Regions from separate parts of the Homo sapiens genome. Here all the other regions are linked to region 1. A link is a loop called in an ENCODE intact Hi-C map of the cell type or tissue named here. Cell type or tissue: CD4-positive, alpha-beta T cell. All regions are shown on one strand. Each heading gives the region's core, and the rest is flanking DNA. Links, peaks and the distances in the headings are about the cores only. Region 1 holds the start of MIR9900 (microRNA 9900). Region 2 overlaps NEPRO-AS1 (NEPRO antisense RNA 1). Region 3 overlaps NEPRO-AS1 (NEPRO antisense RNA 1). Region 4 overlaps BOC (BOC cell adhesion associated, oncogene regulated).

Region 1 (5,392 bases), core at 189-5,188:
GTGTGCGTTCACTGGAATGCTCATTGTTATCTAATGGACAACCTGGGAGTTATCTGATTCTATAGAAACATTCTCCTTGCTTTGACAAGGCTGTTTACTATTTCCCAGGCCCTGGGCTGTGCATCTCACTTAATATCTAAACTAGTGATATCCCCATCTTACTAAAGAAGAAGGTGAGCCTTAGAACCAGTGAGTCACTTGTTCAAAGTCACATGGCACATCTCTTTCTATGGATCTTAGCCTCACTTGCTGGGGCACCTATAACAAGATATAGATTAACAAGAGAAAAGCATACCAATGTATTTATATATTCCATATGCAAAGGTGCCATATTTTGGGGTAGCATGTCCTGATTCCCATCACTGTTTTATCATTTTATTAGATGGAGAAACTGAGGGTGATGCAAATAATTCTTCTCTGTAGAAATACAAATGCATTTTGTCTAACTGGTATGTAATTGATTTATGCCTTGTAGGAAAGATCTTGCTTTGTCACCCAGGCTGGAGTGCAGTGGTGCAATCTCAGCTCACTGCAACCTCTGCCTCCTGGGCTCCAGTGATTCTCCTGCCTCAGCCTCCTGAGTAGCTGGGGCTACAGGTGCCCACCACCACGTCCGGCTAATTTTTGTATTTTTAGTAGAGACAGAGTTTCACCATATTGGCCAGGCTGGTCTCAAACTCCTGACCTCAAGTGATCCACCCGCTTCAGCCTCCCAAAGTGCTGGGATTACAGGCATGAGCCACCATGCCTGGCTGGAAAGATCATTTCAAATGTTACATTTTATTGTCCTATAAACATTAAATAGTTCTGCATCAATTGGTAAATTTGTTTCTGTATTGCTGAGTGCCTATATGTGTCTATTCTTCAGATTCTCTTTGAATCAGTTTTAACATCTTACTGATTCCTTCATTAATTAATGTATTAAATAAAATATTTGATATGTATTCATTTTACATTCAGATGAGAGTGATTATTTTATTTTTTAAAAATTAAATTTTGACACCCTTGAAATTACCCAATAGCCAAGAATTATCTACCTGAATTATATACAGAAGTTGATACTCTCTAAAACAGTATTTCCCCAGGTACACTCTATCTAACCCAAATTCTGTGGGTGTTAATAAATATTCCCTGAAAGAAGGGTTTCATTTTTAAATAATTTGGGGAAATTTTTTATTCAAAGAACCTCTTGCAGCACTAGTATTTTATGTACAACATTTTAGAAAATTTTATTCTAGGCCAAGTGCAGTGGCTCACACCTGTAATCCCAGCACTCTGGGAGGCCAAGGCAGGCAGATCACCTGAGGTCAGGAGTTTGAGACCAGCCTGGCCAACACGGCAAAACCCTGTCTCTACTAAAAATACAAAATTTAGCTGGGAGTGGTGGCACATGCCTGTAGTCCCAGCTACTCAGGGATGCTGAAGCAGGAGCATCACTTGAACCCAAGAGGCAGAGGTTGCAGTGAGCCGAGATAGTGCCAATGCATTCCAGCCTGGGGAACAGAGTGAGGCTGCATGTCAAGAAAAGACAAGACAAGACAAGAAAAGAAAAGAAAATCTTATTCTAGATTCTTGGATCATTGTAAACTAATCACAAACCATTAGCCAAGACCCACATACAATTATTGTGCTCATGTCAAAAAAAATCATTCTATTTCTTTGCCTTAGTTTTCCCACCTTCAAAATGCTCTTGGCTGTCTGGCTGTCTGTAACTTAAGCCTGCTTGCAACCAGTAAGGTTTTAGGTGTATAGGTGTGTCTCAGAACCAAGAGTATCTCTGATTTTTGTTTGATTTGATTTTTCTAGATATTCAAGAGATTGAGATAGGATCTAGAATATCAAATTATTGATTTATAATGGATCATCAGTGGCCCAAAAGCTCATGTTCGTCTTTCAAGATTCCACCTTCCTGGTAATAGTGGGCCTGGTGGCTGGTAGTCAAATGACTCTTTGGTGACTGTGAATCAGAGTAAAGTGAGGTATGCACTCTCTCAGATCAAGTAATAATAACAAAGTATGATAATAATCACTAACACTCTTAGATGTTTACTATTTGCCAGGTCCTGGGCTGAACACGGTGCATAAACTCATTTAATATCTAAACTAGTGATATTTCCATCTTACTAAAGAAGAAGCTGAGCCTTCTAGCCAGTGAGTCACTTGTTGAAAGTCACATGGCACAGGTTGAGCTGTGATTGAGGCCCACACAGTAGTGAGCATTATAATACCCAGGCCTATAGTCCTTTGGCTGATTGGGGCCAGATGTAGTTCAGATTTCTGAATTTTTAAGATTTGAGAGAAGTAAACAGTTCATATACTGTACATTAAAACACCCCTAGTGGGTACTCTACCTTTTAACGTTCCTACTAGGAATATGGGCAGCCTCTCATGATTAAACACATTAATTAATATATCTGTCATAAAAGATAAAAATACTCACATTAAGATAATAAAGACTATGTCCTCATATTGCAGGTAAACGTTGTTGCCAAATAGGTCTCAAAAGAGTTTCCATTTTCAAAGTTTTTTGAGTTTTAGAACTTCACATAAAGGATTCCGGACCTGCACTGTTCACTAGGTTTAGTATCTCTCCCTTCCCGGGGTAGTGCCGACAATACTGCTGATTCTTACTCTTACTTTAGGTTTGATGAGCCAAGCTTCCAGCTCCAGGTTTTCTTGAGTCAGGGTAAAATACATTTGGCCTCTAGGGGGAGCTCCAGGCCTCCAGTTTCACTCCACTTCACCACTTCCCCAGACCCCAATCTACACCCTGGAAAGCAAAGCGCTCCAACCCCAAAGAGGAGCTGTACAACTGGACATGTCAAGAAGTACTTACATTGAGCCACCATACAAAGGCTGTGGTCTCTTTTTCCCAGCATTTTCTTCTCTGGGAGTGTGTCTTCCCTCTGCACACGTGGTACAGTAGATGACCAGGAGCTGCTCCTGGCCGTGGCTCATCCCTCCCTGAGAGAGCAATGGGATGGGCAACGTCTACAGAACAGTGTCCCACAGCGCTTAAGAATATGCAGGCCGGTCCTCCCTTTCCTTGGCAGGCTTTCCTACCGCCCTTCCTTGCCATCAGTGTGGTACAATAGAAAAGTTAGAAGGGCGGTGGCTCACGCCTATAATCCCAGCACTTTGGGAGGCTGGGGCGGGCGGATCACGAGGTCAAGAGATCGGGGCCATCCTGGCCAGCATGCTCAAACCCCATCTCTACTAAAAATACAAAAATTAGCTGTGCGTGGTGGCGGGCGCCTGTGGTCCCAGGTACTCAGGAGGCTGGGGCAGGAGAGTCTCTTGAACCTGGGAGGCGTAGGTTGCAGTGAGCCGAGATCAGGCCACTGCACTCCAGCCTGGCGACAGAACGAGACTCCGTCTTTAAAAAAAAAAAAAAAACGGAATTTTTTTTTTTTTAATGACCTTCCTTAAAGGCAGCAGAGGGAGGTCTCCGTGTCCCAAGCCTCTGCACAGGGTCCCTCATTGAAACTTGGAATAAAAGTTCACCGAAGCCAATGAACATTTTCTGGTTTTCTGCTAAATGTCTGTTTTCTCACATGAGAAAAGTCGCCGTAGAGAGACTGTTCCCTAGATTCCCGGAAAAACACCGTTCCATTCCCATTTAGAAACAACTTATAAATACAGTTGTCTATGTGTGGGCTTTGTTTTGGTTGCATTTCAAACCTGCTTTCTCTCATTTACACCTTCAATTAAGTGCTTTTATACTTTCTCAGGTTCCCAGTTACGGGAATTCTCTTGGTTGTGTCTAGAGCTGGCTCATTGCATTCATTATGTGTTATATTTCACCATTTTAGCTTTCAGAGATAACTGTGTACCCAGGGTTGGTATTCAAAACTCTGAGCAACTGAAAAGCCACAGGCACCAACCAATCAGAACAGATGCTAGCTATAAGCAACCAACGCAGCTGTGCCGTGCCATGCACACAGATGGAGCCTCAGCCTGGCTGATGTGATCTATGTAAGAATCTGGTCTATGATTCCATTCTAGCTTCTATTCCTACTTTGTACTTGGCCTACTTGTGAAATATGTCTTCATGTAACATTGAGGAAAGGCAGTAAAAAAAAATTTCTATTGCCATAAAAAACACATAATTAATGCTGCAGTGGCAAACAAAAACCAATGCTAGTGTAACCACCCAAGGGGTTCACCTTGCCCGGTGCCTAGACAGAGCCGATTCATCAAGACAGGGGAATTGCAATAGAGAAAGAGTAATTTATAGAGCCGGCTGTGCAGGAGACTGGAGTTTTATTATTATTCAAATCAAACTCCCTGAGCATTCAGGGAGCAGAGTTTTTAAGGATAACTTGGTTGGGTGGGGGGAAGCCAGTGAGCCAGGAGTGCTGGTTGACAGGGATGAAATCACAGGGAGTCGAAGCTGTCTCCTTGTGCTGAGTCAGTTCTTGGGTGGGTGCCACAAGATCAGATGAGCCGGTTTATTGATTTGGGTGGTGCCAGCTGATCCATCAAGTGCAGGGTCTGCAAAGTATCTCAAGCACTGATCTTAGGAGCAGTTTAGGGAGTCAGATTCTTATAGCCTCCAGCTGCATGACTCCTAAACCGTAATTTCTAACCTTCTGGCTAATATTGGTCTAGTCCCCAGGCAAGAAGGAGGTCTGCTTTGGGAAAGGGCTGTTACCATCTTTTTTTTTAAACTATAAACTAAATTTCTCTCAAAGTTAGTTCGTCCTACGCCCAGGAATGAAAAAGACAGCATGGAGGTTAGAAGCAAGATGGAGTCAGTTAAGTTAGATCTCTTTCGCTGTCTCAGTCATAATTTTGCAAAGGTAGTTTCAATCGTGCTGATTATTCTCACTGCCTACTTAAGTGTAGTATGAAAGGAACTATTCCTGGTAGAAGCTGATATCTCTATCTGAAAGGCAGGATGTGGCCTCTAAGAACCCGCTCTTACTTCTAAAAGGACAGGTCCTAAGAGACTGCATCAAGCCTTCAGCTCACAAAGAATTGCTGCTGGTACCATTCAAATTATTCATTCTAGAAAGCCCAAAAAAATATTTCTTAAACCTGCTAACTATAACCTTCCGTAATAGCAGCATAGACTACCAGAAGCCAAAAATATACATTTCATGTAAACAGCTTTGAGCTTTGTCAAGTGTTAAATACTGAACTGGTCATCGTACATGACTCAAAGTATCTAACTCAGGGGTGTTTTCTGCACACATTAGTCAATGCCATCTCCTGACAAAATATGACATGCCATTTGCGGCTCTACTAGGCATTCTAAATATCAGGAAAAAAGAAGAGAACTAAGGTATGAGATTGTTACACGCGGTTGTGAGTAACAGCAAGGGAAAAGCAATAGAACAGAGGTCTCTGGGCAGAAAGTTCCTACCAGAGAAATTCTGCTGGTTTGTTC
Region 2 (5,392 bases), core at 168-5,167, 300 kb after region 1:
GCAGGTCCCACCTCCAGCCGTAAGGCGGTTTTTCCCTATCTCAGTAGATGGAGCATACAATCGGGTTTTATACCGAGACATTCCATTGCCCAGGGACAGGCAGGAGACAGATGCCTTCCTCTTGTCTCAACTGCAAGAGGCATTCCTTCCTCTTTTACTAATCCTCCTCAGCACAGACCCTTTACGGGTGTCGGGCTGGGGGACGGTCAGGTCTTTCCCTTCCCACGAGGCCATATTTCAGACTATCACATGGGGAGAAACCTTGGACAATACCTGGCTTTCCTAGGCAGAGGTCCCTGCGGCCTTCCGCAGTTTTTGTGTCCCTGGGTACTTGAGATTAGGGAGTGGTGATGACTCTTAAGGAGCATGCTGCCTTCAAGCATCTGTTTAACAAAGCACATCTTGCACCGCCCTTAATCCATTTAACTCTGAGTTGACACAGCACATGTTTCAGAGAGCACGGGGTTGGGGGTAAGGTCACAGAATCTCAAGGCAGAAGAATTTTTCTTAGTACATAACAAAATGGAGTCTCCTATGTCTACTTCTTTCTACACAGACACAGTAACAATCTGATCTCTCTTGCTTTTCCCCACACCAGCCAAAGAGAAACAGTAGAATATGTAAAGGGATTTACAGAAAGAAATTGACTTATACCATTGTAGAGGTCAGATAGGAAAGTCTGAAATTCATAAGGCTGGAAACTCTCAGGCAGGAGCTGAAGAGGAAGTCCGCAGGTGGAATTTCTTCTTTCTTCACATCTTCAGGAAAACCTAAGTTCTATTCTTTAGGCCTTTCAACTGATTGGATCAGGCTCACCCACATTACCCAGAATAATCCCCTTTACATAAAATCAACTGGCTGTAGACATTAATCACTTCTACAGAATACCTTCACAGCAACACCTAAGCTAATATTTGATTGAATAACTGGGTGCTACAGCCTAGCCAAGTTGACACATAAAGCTGACCATCACAGATGGAAAATGACTTGATCAAACATATATATAGGCTAAAGGGAAGAATTCAAAGTGTGAAAGAAGCTGGATATAAAAAAATAGGAGAGAATTGATGGAGAAAGACCCATTACTCATTCAACAAAGTTTCTGAGCGTCAGTTTTTTGCCAGACACCATCCTAGGAACCAGAAGAGACAAGCAGGGATGGAATCAAGTGCTGAAGTAAAGCAGTTGACTTAAATATCAAAACCTTTTATTATCTGAGCCAGGAAGAAAAATAAAGATAGTATAGATATAGATCTATTTCGGAAGGAGTGATGGACAGCTTCTGTGTTCTCAATGGAGGAGGATTTGAGATCATTACCAAGAGTGGAGGAGGGCAGGGAGATGGTGTTCTGGATGAGCAATGGATGTTGAAATCCGAGCTTCCTTGAATCAGGGCACATGGGAAAAGCACAGGCTATGTACATTAGAAGTAAGGTTTTAGGGCCCTACTGTAAACAAATCTCTAGACTGCAAAAAAAAAAAAAAAAAAAGGCTGTCACAGACAAAAATGACCATTAAATGTAAAACCTTGGCCATCTCATTAGTAATTCATGAAATACAAATTAAAATAATTTTTAGCTTCTATCAAATAGACAAAGAGTAAAAAGCATGGTGTCTGGTGTCACTAGGGCTTTGCACGAAAAATCTAGGTGCAAAGTTATCCTTTGTTGTAATCATAAAAAAGGAAAGTGACATTGTATCCTCACAATAATTCGATTACTTTCTAATATTTTGGCAGTGGAATTTTTTATTCCCCACAAAATCTTATATAGAAACCTACTATGTAAAACAAATATATAAAAGCAAGATTGCAGTGGTTAAGTATGTATGGGGGAATGCAAGGCCCTCCCATTAAGGCAATTTTGAGGGGCCATTTCCTGAGGTACTTGCCCAAGACATTTCCTAGAACAGTTTGAAACTTGCTGCTGTAAATAAATATGTATTAATGTGAGCAATTATTAATGATACATTAAGATTTTTTTAAGCAGTTCAGAAAACTGTATGTCATTCCTTGAAAAAAATACATAGCCACACATTGAGGAAGAGGTCTAGAAGGATCTAAATGAAGGTTATAACAATGGTCATTTTTCTGGCAGTAGGATAGATTTTTTTTTCTTCTATGAGCTTATTTTTTTATATTTTAAAAAAAGAAGTATTGCTGTTGTAATGAGAAAAAATTATGTATTATTTTTATTTATTTATTTAATTATTTTATTTATTTTACTTTTTTTGAGGTGGAGTCTCACTCTGTCGCCCAGGCTGGAGTGCAGTGACACTGTCTCGGCTCACTGCAACCTCCACTGGGAACAAGTGATTATCCTGCCTCCGCCTTCCAAGTAGTTGGGATTATAGGCACCCACCGTGGCCAGCTAATTTTTGTGTTTTTAGCAGAGACAGGGTTTCTCGATGTTGGCCAGTCTGGTCGCGAACTCCTGACCTCAGGTGATCCCCCAACCTCAGCCTCCCAAAGTGCTGGGATTACAGGCGTGAGCCACCTCGCCCGGCGAAAAAAATTATTTTTAATGCTAGAATGCTGTGTACCAAGATGTTTGTGTGTGTGCATGCACATGATATGATATGTGTATGCACAATATATTCAGAGATATATCTTTTGGCTTATTCACCTATGGCCTTTCAGCTCTAATCCCATGCTTCTATATTTGCTCTGTGATGCTGGAACTGGGACTCTGCAAACTACTTGGCTAGCTGGTAGATATACCAATATGGGCCACTAGAGGGAGGTTGAAGGCAAGAGCAGGAGAGAAGATTCTTCTCTGCTCCATTGTCCCTGGCAGTGTTGCCCAACACTGTCTTCACTCCAGGTAATGGCAGTTGGTTCCAGTCCCTGAATCTTTTTGACACACGCCCAGACCTACCCTCAGAGGTACTAGCAGCACCGGGATGGTGTTCTGTCCTCAGAGGTCTGGGTCCCAATTCCGTAAGTCCCTTCCTCTAAAAATCTAAATTCTGATAACCCCAAATTTCTTTGCCTGGTTTCTCCAGTTCCAGGGATTGTAACTGCTTTCAGCAGTTACCTCTGTGTTACTTCAGTGTTGTATCATCTTTTCATCTTAGTTCTTAAACATTCATTTAACTAATTCCTTATATTTACCTTAAATTCTTTCTGGTGGCCGGGCGCGGTGGCTCATACCTGTAATCCCAGCACTTTGGGAGGCTGAAGTGGGTGGATCACTTGAGGCCAGGAGTTCGAGACCAGCCTGACCCACATGGTGAAACCCCCTCTCTACTAAAAATGCAAAAAAATTAGCCAGGCGTGTTGGCGCATGCTTGTAATCCCAGCTACTTGGGAGGCTGAGGCAGGAGAATCCTTGAACCTGGGAGGCAGAGGTTGCAGTGAGCCGAGATTGCACCCTTGCACTCCAGCCTGGGCAACAAGAGTGAAACTCCATCTCGAAAAAGAAAATTCTTTCTGGTAAAATATATAACATGGTATTATTTTGTTTTACTAATGGACTTTGACTGATATGATATTTGGAACCAGAAGTGGTCCCAGGAAACGGCCCCTCTAAATGAAATTCTGTGGTTGGTTTGGCCATGTCCTTAGCTTTAAACACAGTAGTGATGGGGAAATTGGGTATTAGAAATCCTTGGTGTGCTGCAGCATCATACTTAGTCACCTGAAGCTGACTGTGAGGAAGTGCCCTCTGAAGCCCACTGACTCCACGACTGTTACAGTAGCAGTGATGCTTCTGAGTGCACTGGAAAGCCTACAGAAAGTGACACACTTAGGTATTTAACACAGCTCAAGTCACAGAGAATCAGGGAGCGTCTATGCTGGCCCTAAAATAATCAGTTATTTCTTATAGTTTCATAGCTGACCTTGACCCAAAATTCAGTTCTGTGGGTTGCAGAATTACAACCTAAACTGAATTCATAGACTCACAAATCTCATCTGTGAAAGTTAGAGCATTGATTGGCAGCAAGAAGGACTCTGAGCCTCGGAATTAGTTGAACTCAGGAAAAGCTGAGAATCTTGGAGCAGTCTGCCTTCCTGTGTCTGAGGAGACTTGTATGAAGACCCTATGATAACCTCAAGACCCACCAAACCACTTCTCATCACTTCTAGAGCTATAACTAAAATCAGATCTCAGTTAGCTCCAGGGGGACAAGTACAAAGTCTAATATGGAAAGAAATAGTTTAGATTTCAAAATAGTTGCAAAATGTTGCTAATTTTTAGTGACAGAAACTGAAGTAGTGTTGGATTTTAACGTTATTAGACCATAGAGGATGGAATATCAAGCACTGGACTAAACCAAATGTATCAATATGAGTCATCATATCAGTTTCTAGAGAGTCTTGCAGCGAGAAGTGTATCTAACAGTTTTCTTTGATGATTGAAAATTGAATCCAGCTATAACCTACATTCAACGAGGTTAAGATGCCAGAATTTCCCTGGATTAATGTAAAAGGAGGGATCCAAAGACTTAGGAAAATTGGAATGTTGGAATGGATATATAATCTGTGGTCTGCACATCCACCCCACCCCGACTGTGTCTTCTGAGAGAGCTCAGAGGTCACACCCTCCACTAAGGCCTTGAGAAATACATTAATGAGGTGCTATCAGTTTCTTTACAAAGTTCTGCAATGGCTGTCTTCTGTAGGTCAGAGTGATGATAGAAGATACCATCATTGAAATTGGCCCCTTGATTTCAATGGGATCCCAGAATGGTAAAGACCAATGAGCAATGATTAATTACAAGAGACAGTTGATGCATTTACTATAATGGACAATAGGAACAAAATGGTAACCAGATTGTTTTGACTAGCAAGGAACTTTAGTGGAGGCTAATTGATCACAGTGTCTGTAGGAATTAAATATATCGCAGCCTATGAAAATATTACTTCATCGATACAAAAGGAACCAGGAACTTGATTTGAGCACCAAACTGGAGAGACATGGCTTCTTACTTAGTTTCCAGATTTAGACAAGTTCAACAATATAGAGTCTCTTGATGGACAGGAAATTCAGGACAAGGATGTTCATCACTGTCATTTACAGTAACAAAAATGTGAACACATATAAATACTGTTGGGCTTCAAAGTGTGGGACCCTAGAAATTGAGAAAACCACAGAAGCAAGGTCATTCTCTCATATTCTCCCACCGTTCTGCAAGACAGCCAGCCATAAAAGAATTATCTGACCTACCTCCCCTGAAAGTAGGCCATAAGACATCACAACACAGGTGTCCTGCTCTGTATCTAGAGGAAATAAAGGAAGACATAAAGAAGAATCTGAACAAACAGGCCTTGCTAAGTTCTCCCCCACAATCCCTGTTTATTATCATTAGGTCATACTCTCCTTTGTCTAGTCATGTTTCTCCACAACTATCCACTTCTTTTATCGGACTTACCATAAAAATACAGTTTTCC
Region 3 (5,392 bases), core at 71-5,070, 320 kb after region 1:
TAGATACGCAGCGTTATTTCTGAGGGCTCTGTTCTGTTCCATTGATCTATATCTCTGTTTTGGTACCAGTACCATGCTGTTTTGGTTACTGTAGCCTTGTAGTATAGTTTGAAGTCAGGTAGTGTGATGCCTCCAGCTTTGTTCTTTTGGCTTAGGATTGACTTGGCGATGTGGGCTCTTTTTTGGTTCCATATGAACTTTAAAGTAGTTTTTTCCAATTCTGTGAAGAAAGTCATTGGTAGCTTGATGGGGATGGCATTGAATCTATAAATTACCTTGGGCAGTATGGCCATTTTCACGATATTGATTCTTCCTACCCATGAGCATGGAATGTTCTTCCATTTGTTTGTATCCTCTTTTATTTCCTTGAGCAGCGGTTTGTAGTTCTCCTTGAAGAGGTCCTTCACATCCCATGTAAGTTGGATTCCTAGGTATTTTATTCTCTTTGAAGCAATTGTGAATGGGAGTTCACTCATGATTTGGCTCTCTGTTTGTCTGTTATTGGTGTATAAGAATGCTTGTGATTTTTGCACATTGATTTTGTATCCTGAGACTTTGCTGAAGTTGCTTATCAGCTTAAGGAGATTTTGGGCTGAGACAATGGGGTTTTCTAGATATACAATCATGTCATCTTCAAACAGGCATTACCATTCAGGACATAGGCATGGGCAAGGACTTCATGTCTAAAACACCAAAAGCAATGGCAACAAAAGCCAAAATTGACGAATGGGGTCTAATTAAACTAAAGAGCTTCTGCACAGCAAAAGAAACTACCATCAGAGTGAACAGGAAACCTACAAAATGGGAGAAAATTTTCGCAACCTACTCATCTGACAAAGGGCTAATATCCAGAATCTACAATGAACTCAAACAAATTTACAAGAAAAAAACAAACAACCCCATCAAAAAGTGGGCAAAGGATATGAACAGACACTTCTCAAAAGAAGACATTTATGCAGCCAAAAAAACACATGAAAAAATGCTCACCATCACTGGCCATCAAAGAAATGCAAATGAAAACCACAATGAGATACCATCTCACACCAGTTAGAATGGCAATCATTAAAAAGTCAGGAAACAACAGGTGCTGGAGAGGATGTGGAGAAATAGGAACACTTTTACACTGTTGGTGGGACTGTAAACTAGTTCAACCATTGTGGAAGTCAGTGTGGCGATTCCTCAGGGATCTAGAACTAGAAATACCATTTGACCCAGCCATCCCATTACTGGGTATATACCCAAAGGACTATAAATCATGCTGCTATAAAGACACGTGCACATGTATGTTTATTGTGGCACTATTCACAATAGCAAAGACTTGGAACCAACCCAAATGTCCAACAAGGATAGAATGGATTAAGAAAATGTGGCACATATACACCATGGAATACTATGCAGCCATAAAAAATGATGAGTTCATGTCCTTTGTAGGGACATGGATGAAATTGGAAATAATCATTCTCAGTAAACTATCGCAACAAGGACAAAAAACCAAGCACCACATGTTCTCACTCATAGGTGGGAATTGAACAATGAGAACACATGGACACAGGAAGGGGAACATCACACTCTGGGGACTGTTGTGGGGTGGGGGAAAGAGGGAGGGATAGCATTAGGAGATATACCTAATGCTAAATGACGAGTTAATGGGTGCAGCACACCAGCATGGCACATGTATACATATGTAACTAACCTGCACATTGTGCACATGTACCCTAAAACTTAAAGTATAATAATAATAAAATAAAAAAATAAAAAAAGAAGCCTCTCATTTGAATCAAAGACTCAGAAGGCATAAGACTAATACGTTTTATTTAAACTTCTGAAATGAATTTTGGTTTGGAATTAGATCTGAATATATAGGTCTAAACCCTAGTTTAGAGTCTTGAGTGTTTTAAGAATTAGAATTTTCCTGGGTCACATGCTGACTTTCACTTTCTGGAAATGTTTTAAAATGAGCGTACAAGAATTTTATAATGATCTCAAAATACACAAAATGATTGTTCACGAAAAGGAAGAGCAAGTGTGGAGAAATGAGAAACCAGTTCGCAGCAAACAGAAATAAAAAGGGGATGGAATTAAAACTTCTCTTGCTGAGAAATCAGATTCTCATAGAACAACCGTTCCAACTCCATTCATTTAGATGAACTCCGTTCATTTAGATAATAGCTTGAAGTGTAATTATTCCCCGTGGACCTTTGCGCTGACACTTCACAGCATTTGCCTCAGAGATCAGTCGTTATGGCTTGTTCAATACCCGTTTTCTCCACCAGAGGGCAGCAAGAGGCCGCACCAAGATTACTCTCTAAATGAGTCATTCTGGCTTCAGTGAGAAGCCACGTGGAGGAACCTACTACGTTGCAGCCCTCCTCTGCAAACCAAGATCCGCAACCTCAGACAGAATGGAGACAAATCGCCTTATCCCTGGCAGAAGATTTTCAGATAATCGGAGAAACGTCTCACAGGCAAATGCACATGATTTCAAGGCTTGCCCTCTGAAGAAGGAGTCAGTGGTGGTTTTGGACAGGAATGGCATCACTTAAATGTATTTTCAAGGAGCAGAGTCACCTGATGCTGAGAACGGCTAGACTAAAAAAAAAAAAAGAAAGAAAAAAAGTTGATAGGTACTCGAATGTGTTTTATCTGCGTTAAATACGAAATGCCCAAGAATGGGACTTGGAGAAAATGAAATCATTATTTCTACTCTTTGACAGCCTTGAGACAAAATTTCCAAGTCAAATTTATAAGGCCTCGGATTTGGTTGCTTGTTTTGCTTTCTTCTGTCTTGCCAGTTACCTCCTGAGAGTTGGGCAAAGATCAGTAAGATCCCTTTGCTGTGGCTGCCAGCAAGTCTGTGCCTGATTTGACGAGATTCTGAAAAGGTACCAGTGCCTCCTCCCTCCAAGGCCTCTCGTGGAACATAACACCCTAGAACTATGCCAAGAGACAGAGCCAAGCCACATTTCAGTGTCTGCTGCTGCACCAAGCTCTGAGCAGAGGCCATCTTTTCTGCTCAAGAAGTTGTTACTGAATTCTTTCAAGTGCTTGCTTTGGGGACAAAAATGATCAAGAAAGATAGTCTCTGTACAACCAACATTTCCAGGAAACCCATTATTTGTGCATTATCTGTATACTCACAAACACACATAAGCACATGCACACATGCCAAGACACAAAAAGTTTTCAGTTAAGAGAGTCATGTTCCTAAAAGCTTTATCTTTTACACCAGTATTTATTGCTGTCTATCTTCATAAGGTCTACTGTGGGAGATGCTGGCATAGAAAGAACTTTGCCTCAGGAATATACGAGAAAACATAATCAGGGCAGAAAGCAGAGGTATTCAAATAACAAGGTCCTAAAGTGTGTTGCAGCTGATACATGAACTCACATCTAACTCAGGTCAACTCTGGGATAAAAATGAGCATCGAACAGTCTCCTCCCACAAGTATGTAGGCACCATGAGAACAGCAATGTTTAGTTTCTTGTTCCATCCTAAGTGCCCGGAACATTTCTGATGCTCAATTAATGTTTGCCAAATAACAAAAACACTTAGGGAATGTACCATATCAGAGACAAACATACCGTCTCTCAGTAAGTCCCTCCAGCATTAACACAGATTGTGATTTCTTTAGGTTGACACTAGCTGAAGTAGTTGGCTTGGATTTAGGGGCCATGTTGTATGCATCGTTAACAACAATCATATCTAAAGGAGCAAGAAGCTCACCCAGGAGAAGTGTGTGGGCACAGATACTGGTGGAATGAATGGAAGACTCCCATCTAACGCTCTCTCAGGAGGGTTGCTGGATTTAGCAAATAAAAATACAAGGTATTCAGTTACATTTGAATTTCCGATAAATGAGTTTAGCATGGGACAAACTTATATTCAAAAATATTCATTATGTATCTGAAATTCAAAATGAACTTGGCCTCCTGTATTTTACCTGGCAAACCTACCATGGGGCATACACTTTCTGAGTGGAAAGGTGGGAGGATGGTCTGACTTTTTCAATTGTAACCTCTCTTTCTCTCTGGGCACATAGGTTGTATCCTTTTAACTTTAATGTATGAATGCCATTGTAGTATGATAATCACAGTGGATTCCATTTAATCCCATTAAGTGTGCCATCAGAAATCCCAGTATTTTGAAAATGTTCCCTGAGCTTAACGATTTGAGAACCACTAGTGTACAAACTTTAGTAAGCAGCCTTCTTTAATCTGAAGGAAGGGTGTGCCCTATAATCTTCTTCCTCCCCTTCACATTGGGAAATTATTTCTGGGCGGATACCTTTGTTCAAAAGGTTGAAAATAGGCTTAGATGGCACTGTATTTCCTAAGTAACTTCCTGCCAATTATCAACCTCTTCATTATAAAGTGGGTCTAATACCCCACTCAGGGGGTGACGCAGGGGTTCCTAATGGAAGAGTATGGGAAAAAAGGACTCAATTAAGTGATGATAATATGAACTCAACTTTTCCAACACAAATAAGGCTTAGAAAAAGTGATCCCCAGACTTCTGTTCAAAACATCTTGTATTAGTCCTGGACCACAGCCAGTCTTTCCTGAGAACCCACACCTAGCTGTGACTCTAAACAAGTGATGAGTTCCTAGTCACAGTCTTAAAGAGACCAGGTCCGCCTGAGCAGCCCTGTGCTTTATGGGCCAACTCAGCCAGAAGCTTCAATGAATAACCATGATACCTTGAGTGGAGGCAGGAGGAGTGGCCGGAGGCAGAGGAATCCAGCTACTAACCAGGGAAAGGATTCAAATAGATGCTTTTCCATTAGAAAGTCTCTGTTCAAATGACCTCAAGGCTTAAAATTATAGAATTTTGTAAAGAAAATTCTCTTTTGTCACCTATAAGCATTATCACTTTTTATTGAATTATACTATAAACAAATATTGTTTAATTGAATGAGACTAATTAAATCAATGAAAATACAATGTTTACCTTTTCTGGAAACCTTCAGTATATTATATGGCATTTAAGGCATTTTACAAATTAACACCAATCTATCTTTCCAATCTTATTTCCTTCTGCTTCTTTCTGGGACTACTACATTCTAGCCAGAGGTTTCTGCACCTTGGCACTGTTGACATTTTGAAGGGGAGAATTCTTTGTTGTAGGAACTATCCTGTGCATTGTAGGATATTTAGTGGCATCTCTGGCCTCTATCCACTGGATACCAGTAGAACATACCCTCCCCGTGCAAGAGTGTGACAATTTAAAAATGTCTGTAGGCATTGTCAAATGTACCCTGGGGGGCAAAATCACCCCCATGAAGAACCATTGGGGGGCAAAATCACCAGCACTGAGGACTACTGCTCTGTCCCACAAGACAACTTTCCCTGCTATGAACACATTTTCTCAAGCTCTACCCACACTCCCCCACCA
Region 4 (5,392 bases), core at 200-5,199, 550 kb after region 1:
ATCTGAGCTCTCACCAGCTCTGATGCCCTCAGACAGGGAGACAGCCAGCAGGGGGATGGGGCGACAGGCCCACCCTGCCCAGCCCCACCTCCCCATCTGGGCTTGTGCACTGCAGGGGTCCCAAGTCTAGCCCGGACGAGGGCTCTTTCTTATACACACTGCCCGACGACTCCACTCACCAGCTGCTGCAGCCCCATCACGACTGCTGCCAACGCCAGGAGCAGCCTGCTGCTGTGGGCCAGTCAGGGGTGAGGAGAGCCCCCGACAGTCCTGTCCTGGAAGCAGTGTGGGACCCTCCATTTCACTCAGGTTGGTTCCAGGAGCAGGGCAGGGAAATTAAACAGGCTGGGGGTGACATGAGGTAGGCATCCACAAGCCAGTAGTAACAGTCTTCAAAGGTGGGGCTTGGTAAGGAGCCAGCCACAGCATTTATGTGGGAGGGATGGGGCATCGAGGGTGGCTGGCCACTTTCCTTCACTGCTGAAGGCCCAGTAGGTCTGTGGGATGTCCAAGTGGGTTCTACTGCAACATGATAAGCTGCGGTCCTCAGCCTCTGAGAAAAAGGCTATTTCTCCATTTCAGAGAAAAAAGCCCTTTTTGGTCTGTGCATTTCAAGGCCATTCACAAATTCCATTTGCTGCTCATCACACTAAGAGGCATTCTCTAATCACTCTGAAATGCCTTGCTTTGTTGAGGCTTGTCTCTTAATTAAGGAATAAGGTTGCCTCAATCATTAAGGAGCCAAATTCTTACAAACATCATCATCATAACTCTTTGTACTTCCACGGAACTTTTTCTCCAAGGAGTTTTGGGCCATTCACGCTAAGCCCATCCCATTGTCTTCCTCCATGCTAGTCTCCTTAGAAATCAGTGGATACTTGGTGAGGGCACCAAGTATCCACTAACGTTTCTTAGCTTCTCTGTGTGTGTGCCCATTCATAGGCAGATCCTGGACTCTGTCTCTAGGAGATTAAATTTAAAAGATGCTGGGTCCTAAAGCTCGACCCAGCATCATTTAAACTGGACCGTGTCAATCTGGGGGGACTGGATTGTGAGTGGGATGATTGTAACCAGAAGCCATAGCAAAGGGTGGACTAGCCGCCTAAACATAGAAAGAGCAGGGCTTCCTTCTGCGTTTCACGGGCTGCACTGACTTCATCTGCTCCTGTGGTGTGGGCTCAGTGCGGGAGTCTCTACAGTCCCAGCATGAGTGGGAAATGGGTGGCAAGTGGCCCTCCCTGTTTTGATGAGAGACCTTGGAGGGAACAGAAGTGCCCTTGTCTCGGTTGTAGGTTTCTGTCCCCTTTCCAGAGCCAGTGTAACCACCTCCACCACAGATAGAGATTGGCCCAGTGTCACTGGGTGTTGGCTCCTCGGTCAATCTGGATTTTAATGGTTCCTACTCTTTCTCCCCTCAGGGCCCCCATGCTGCTTGGGCCTTGTGCCAGTTGAAGAGGTGGACAGTCCTGACTCCTGCCAAGTGAGTGGAGGAGACTGGTGTCCCCAGCACCCCGTAGGGGCCTACGTAGGACAGGAACCTGGAATGCAGCTCTCCCCGGGGCCACTGGTGCGTGTGTCTTTTGAAACACCACCTCTCACAATTTAGGCAGAAGCTGATATCCCAGAAAGACTATATATTGTTTTTTTTTTAAAAAAAAAAAGAAGAAAAAAGAGACAGAGAAAATTGGTATTTATTTTTCTATTATAGCCATATTTATATATTTATGCACTTGTAAATAAATGTATATGTTTTATAATTCTGGAGAGACATAAGGAGTCCTACCCGTTGAGGTTGGAGAGGGAAAATAAAGAAGCTGCCACCTAACAGGAGTCACCCAGGAAAGCACCGCACAGGCTGGCGCGGGACAGACTCCTAACCTGGGGCCTCTGCAGTGGCAGGCGAGGCTGCAGGAGGCCCACAGATAAGCTGGCAAGAGGAAGGATCCCAGGCACATGGTTCATCACGAGCATGAGGGAACAGCAAGGGGCACGGTATCACAGCCTGGAGACACCCACACAGATGGCTGGATCCGGTGCTACGGGAAACATTTTCCTAAGATGCCCATGAGAACAGACCAAGATGTGTACAGCACTATGAGCATTAAAAAACCTTCCAGAATCAATAATCCGTGGCAACATATCTCTGTAAAAACAAACACTGTAACTTCTAAATAAATGTTTAGTCTTCCCTGTAACCTTCAAACTGAGTCATGTGTGAGTCAGCATTTTCTTTACATGTTAGAATTCAGTCTCTGAGTATTTGAAGAAAATACCCACTTACAATATTTTCAGGTCCATCAGAAATGAGATCTGAAAAAGGTAGTAAATGTTTCTCTTTTTTGTTTTTTAAAACAGTGAATGTCAGTTGTGCTTGGATTCATGCAGAACACATTACCGTTTAGTCCACAAGGGAACCGTTGTACAACAGACCAGGAAAAACAGGTTCATAGTTCTCTTACCAACTGGACTTGAGATGAAGTTTAGGTCATATTGAAGAAATAGAACTAATCTTTTTTATATAGGTGTGTGTTGAAGACCAAATATTTTCTCCAAAATACTGTTTAGCTAAGTGCTGTGCCACACATGGACATATGGTGCATAATAAATTCACTTCCCTTCTTTCCAAAGATACACCAACATTGCCAGAGTAGTTGACTCACTAGTTTAAAATCAACATTTACTTACTGTTGTCCAACCAAAGGATCAACCATAGATTCTTTTTTAATTGAAATTTTAAAATCTTTATATGTGGAAGTGGAATTAGATGGAGACTGATGCTTGCAATGAAAGCCTTACTACGCTTTGTGTTTTGGGGCTGGAGAGGGTGGGGGGAGCCTGTATTTTCTAGATTTCTGTAAAATTGAGTTACAGATGAAATGCCACTTGAGACAATCTCGTTAAGTGGGGGGCCAGACCCTGGCTTTTAAACATGAAGAATTTGATAAACAGGGTCCTAGGGAAGAGTCACTCTGACTGTTTAGGGCAAGTGCATCCTCTGCTGGCCAAAATAAGTATAGCACCTGCTATTCCTGACTTCTGCATCCTTTTTCCATCAAGCTCAACGTCAGAGAGAACTTCATGTGGAAGTGCAGCATGGTTTTCAGGAAAGCAGTATTTTAAAAATATTATTTAAAAGGAAGGACTGTAAGGAACAGGTAAATGTTAGGAAATGAGAAGCAGAGCAGGGAAGAGAAGAGAAAAAATAAGATACTGTGATTTCAGACAACCTGGCATCACGGCCCAGAGCTCACTTCTGGGGTGGGTAGGGCTGACGCTCTCAGTCATTGCTTTGCTATCCAGAGGCCCCCCAATCTGAGCTGTAACTCACCTTCTAGCCCCACTGGTTTTTACATTTTTTCCTTTTTCTCCTTGATGATCTAAGGTAGCTGTCAAAATGAAGTCTGGTGAACTTTTCTGAAGTGATAGGTGAAACATCTGCTTTCTGCACAGCACTGGAATCATAGCACTCAATGGATTTAGCTCTAAAGAGAAATTTAGCACATGGCTCACAGACCTCCCTAAGCTGGGGAGCCCGCTGTGGTGGGACAGGCTGGCTGGCAGGCATGAGCAACTCCTTTACTCTGAAGTTGTGACAGAGGGGCTGGACTCTGTGGTTTCTTTTTCTTCCAATGCTGAGATTGATCATCGGTGATACTATGGATGACAGTTCAGAAGAGCCAAGTTATATGAACAATTGACCCACAAGTAACTCAGTGTAGGCTGATTTTTGGCCTTACCCTCAGAGGTGAGGCTGCTCCTCTGGGAGCACAGCAGAAGGCAGGGAAGTGTGCCAGGAGCAGGATAGCTTCCCAGCCACCCTGCCCATGCCACACCCTGCTGGTCTACTTGTGTTTGAAGCTTAACTTCCCAAAGACTCAGATGCTCTAACTTAACTACAGATTTAAGACTAAGCCTGGAATCAAGTTGAAATGAACCTAAAGCTATCAACATATTTTGTCCAATTCAAAATAAAGTAATTCAGTGTTAACTGTCGTCAATTCCCAAACATGCGGAATGAAGCCCTGAATATTGTAGAATTAACTAGTGATTTAGTCCAGCTCAGTTTGGGAATAATTATCCCGATTAGCTTTCCTCTCAGTTGAAATGCACAGCAAGTCCTGATGTGGCTCTTCTGTAGACTGTAGGTCCATTCTTGCTGCAATCAGAATCAGAATCTCAGAATGGGAAGGAACCCATTCTACCAATCCTTCATTTGTCAGATAATAAAATGAGGCCCAGGAAGATAACGTAACTTCTCCTGATTCTCTACAATTACCAAGGGGATGGTATCGCCTCAAGACCTTTCTCAGAGACCAGCCACTCTCTCCAGGCAGCTGCTTCTTGTGGCTGCCAGCTCCCACGAAGGCCCCGGTGACCCCCACCTGGCATTCACACCCTGTTCAGTCCCCTCCCACATCACACAGGGTCAGCCTGTGACCCATATGACAATAGTGACGCTATGTCACTTCTGAGCTTGGGCTGTAAAAGACTGTGGCTCTTGTATACATCATTCTCTCTTGCTGTCTCCCTCACTCTTGGATCACTTGCTCTGGGAGAAGTCATATCCCAAGCGGCCCTATGGAGAGGCCCACATGGCGAGGAACTGAAGCCCTGCCTAATGGCCAAGGGAGTGAATTTGCTAATAGCCCCTCCAGCTCCAGCCAAGCTTCAGATGGCTGCAGCCCCAGCTCCTAGTGTGACTGCAACTCCACGAAAGACCCTGAGCCAGAACACCCGGCCAAGCTGTCCCCAGATTCCTGGACCTCAGAAACCCTCTCACTCCTGGGTGAGATCACAAGTTTGTTGTTTCAAGCTAAGTTTGGGGGTAATTTTTTACCGCAATAAATAAGACACTCAGGGCTATGACTAGCATATTTTTAAAAATACTTGAAAGGCACACATGGCTTAGGATATACAACACAGAAAGTGATTTAAAAAAAAAAGTGGGTGCTCTCCAGTAGAGAAGTGACTACATCAGAAATTAATGGTGACAAGTGCAAACAATAAGGTATTCTGACCTCTTAAATAGGAATATGAAGGAATCTTAGGAAGACAATAGGCCAAGTGGCCACCTCTAAGAATATGCTGATGTACAAAGAAAGCAAGACCTGTCTGTAATTTTGGGGGGCACATTAGCAGGCTAATCACAGGTGAGGAAGACTTGGCATTGCTGAGTTCCCTTCTACATTTATGCAATGTTCCTTTCTTCACCCGCCCTTCTCAGTGACCAGCTTATCCTGGAACAGCCTCAATGAGTAGCTCGTTAATACAGAGCTCTTAATCTAAAGAGCTATGCTCTGTTACTAACAGGATTCCAAATGTCAGTGAGATTATCCTGCAATGGTTATAGCCATGAACTTCAATGAGCACTTACCCCCAAACCAAAAGGATA

Evidence for each region. A loop is a pair of places that touch in the nucleus more often than their neighbours do. Peaks named below come from ENCODE experiments on the same cell type or tissue, not always from the same donor. Only the 100,000 strongest peaks of a DNase experiment are listed, where the experiment ranks them.
Region 2: it touches region 1 in a loop (3-fold over the local background); 7 of 110 quality-filtered maps call a loop at or near these places.
Region 3: it touches region 1 in a loop (4-fold over the local background); 4 of 110 quality-filtered maps call a loop at or near these places.
Region 4: a loop joins it to region 1, with 4 times the contacts of the local background. A loop is called at or near these places in 9 of 110 quality-filtered maps.

Annotation. Positions count from the first base shown.
Region 1 is chr3:112,732,203-112,737,594 of GRCh38, forward strand. It overlaps LINC02042 (long intergenic non-protein coding RNA 2042), which reads right to left. Exons shown (of 5, transcript NR_110017.1): 5 at 4,247-4,494. MIR9900 (microRNA 9900) reads left to right here and starts at 4,887; the gene lies at 4,887-4,979. In CD4-positive, alpha-beta T cell, for the core only: a CTCF peak has its summit at 2,751 (motif pointing right); DNase peaks (open chromatin) are centred at 2,709 and 4,909; H3K27ac peaks cover 1,401 bases.
Region 2 is chr3:113,032,842-113,038,233 of GRCh38, forward strand. All of the region lies in intron 1 of NEPRO-AS1 (NEPRO antisense RNA 1), which reads left to right. Among named protein-coding and RNA genes, the nearest start is that of RMP64, 16 kb to the left of the region's middle. In CD4-positive, alpha-beta T cell, for the core only: CTCF peaks have their summits at 2,720 (motif pointing right) and 2,921; a DNase peak (open chromatin) is centred at 2,730.
Region 3 is chr3:113,049,117-113,054,508 of GRCh38, forward strand. All of the region lies in intron 1 of NEPRO-AS1 (NEPRO antisense RNA 1), which reads left to right. It overlaps LOLI1 (lncRNA oncogene in liver cancer 1), which reads right to left. Exons shown (of 3, transcript NR_189285.1): 3 at 1,797-2,589. Among named protein-coding and RNA genes, the nearest start is that of RMP64, 32 kb to the left of the region's middle. RefSeq lists an enhancer at 2,408-2,587. In CD4-positive, alpha-beta T cell, for the core only: a CTCF peak has its summit at 2,252 (motif pointing right); a DNase peak (open chromatin) is centred at 2,305.
Region 4 is chr3:113,285,257-113,290,648 of GRCh38, forward strand. It overlaps BOC (BOC cell adhesion associated, oncogene regulated), which reads left to right. Exons shown (of 20, transcript NM_001378074.1): 19 at 116-309; 20 at 1,419-2,203. The coding sequence ends at 1,606. CFAP44 (cilia and flagella associated protein 44) reads right to left here. Exons shown (of 35, transcript NM_001164496.2): 35 at 1,674-5,392. It overlaps SPICE1-CFAP44 (SPICE1-CFAP44 readthrough (NMD candidate)), which reads right to left. Exons shown (of 52, transcript NR_183050.1): 52 at 1,674-5,392. Among named protein-coding and RNA genes, the nearest start is that of BOC, 76 kb to the left of the region's middle. In CD4-positive, alpha-beta T cell, for the core only: CTCF peaks have their summits at 3,011 (motif pointing left) and 3,214; a DNase peak (open chromatin) is centred at 3,005.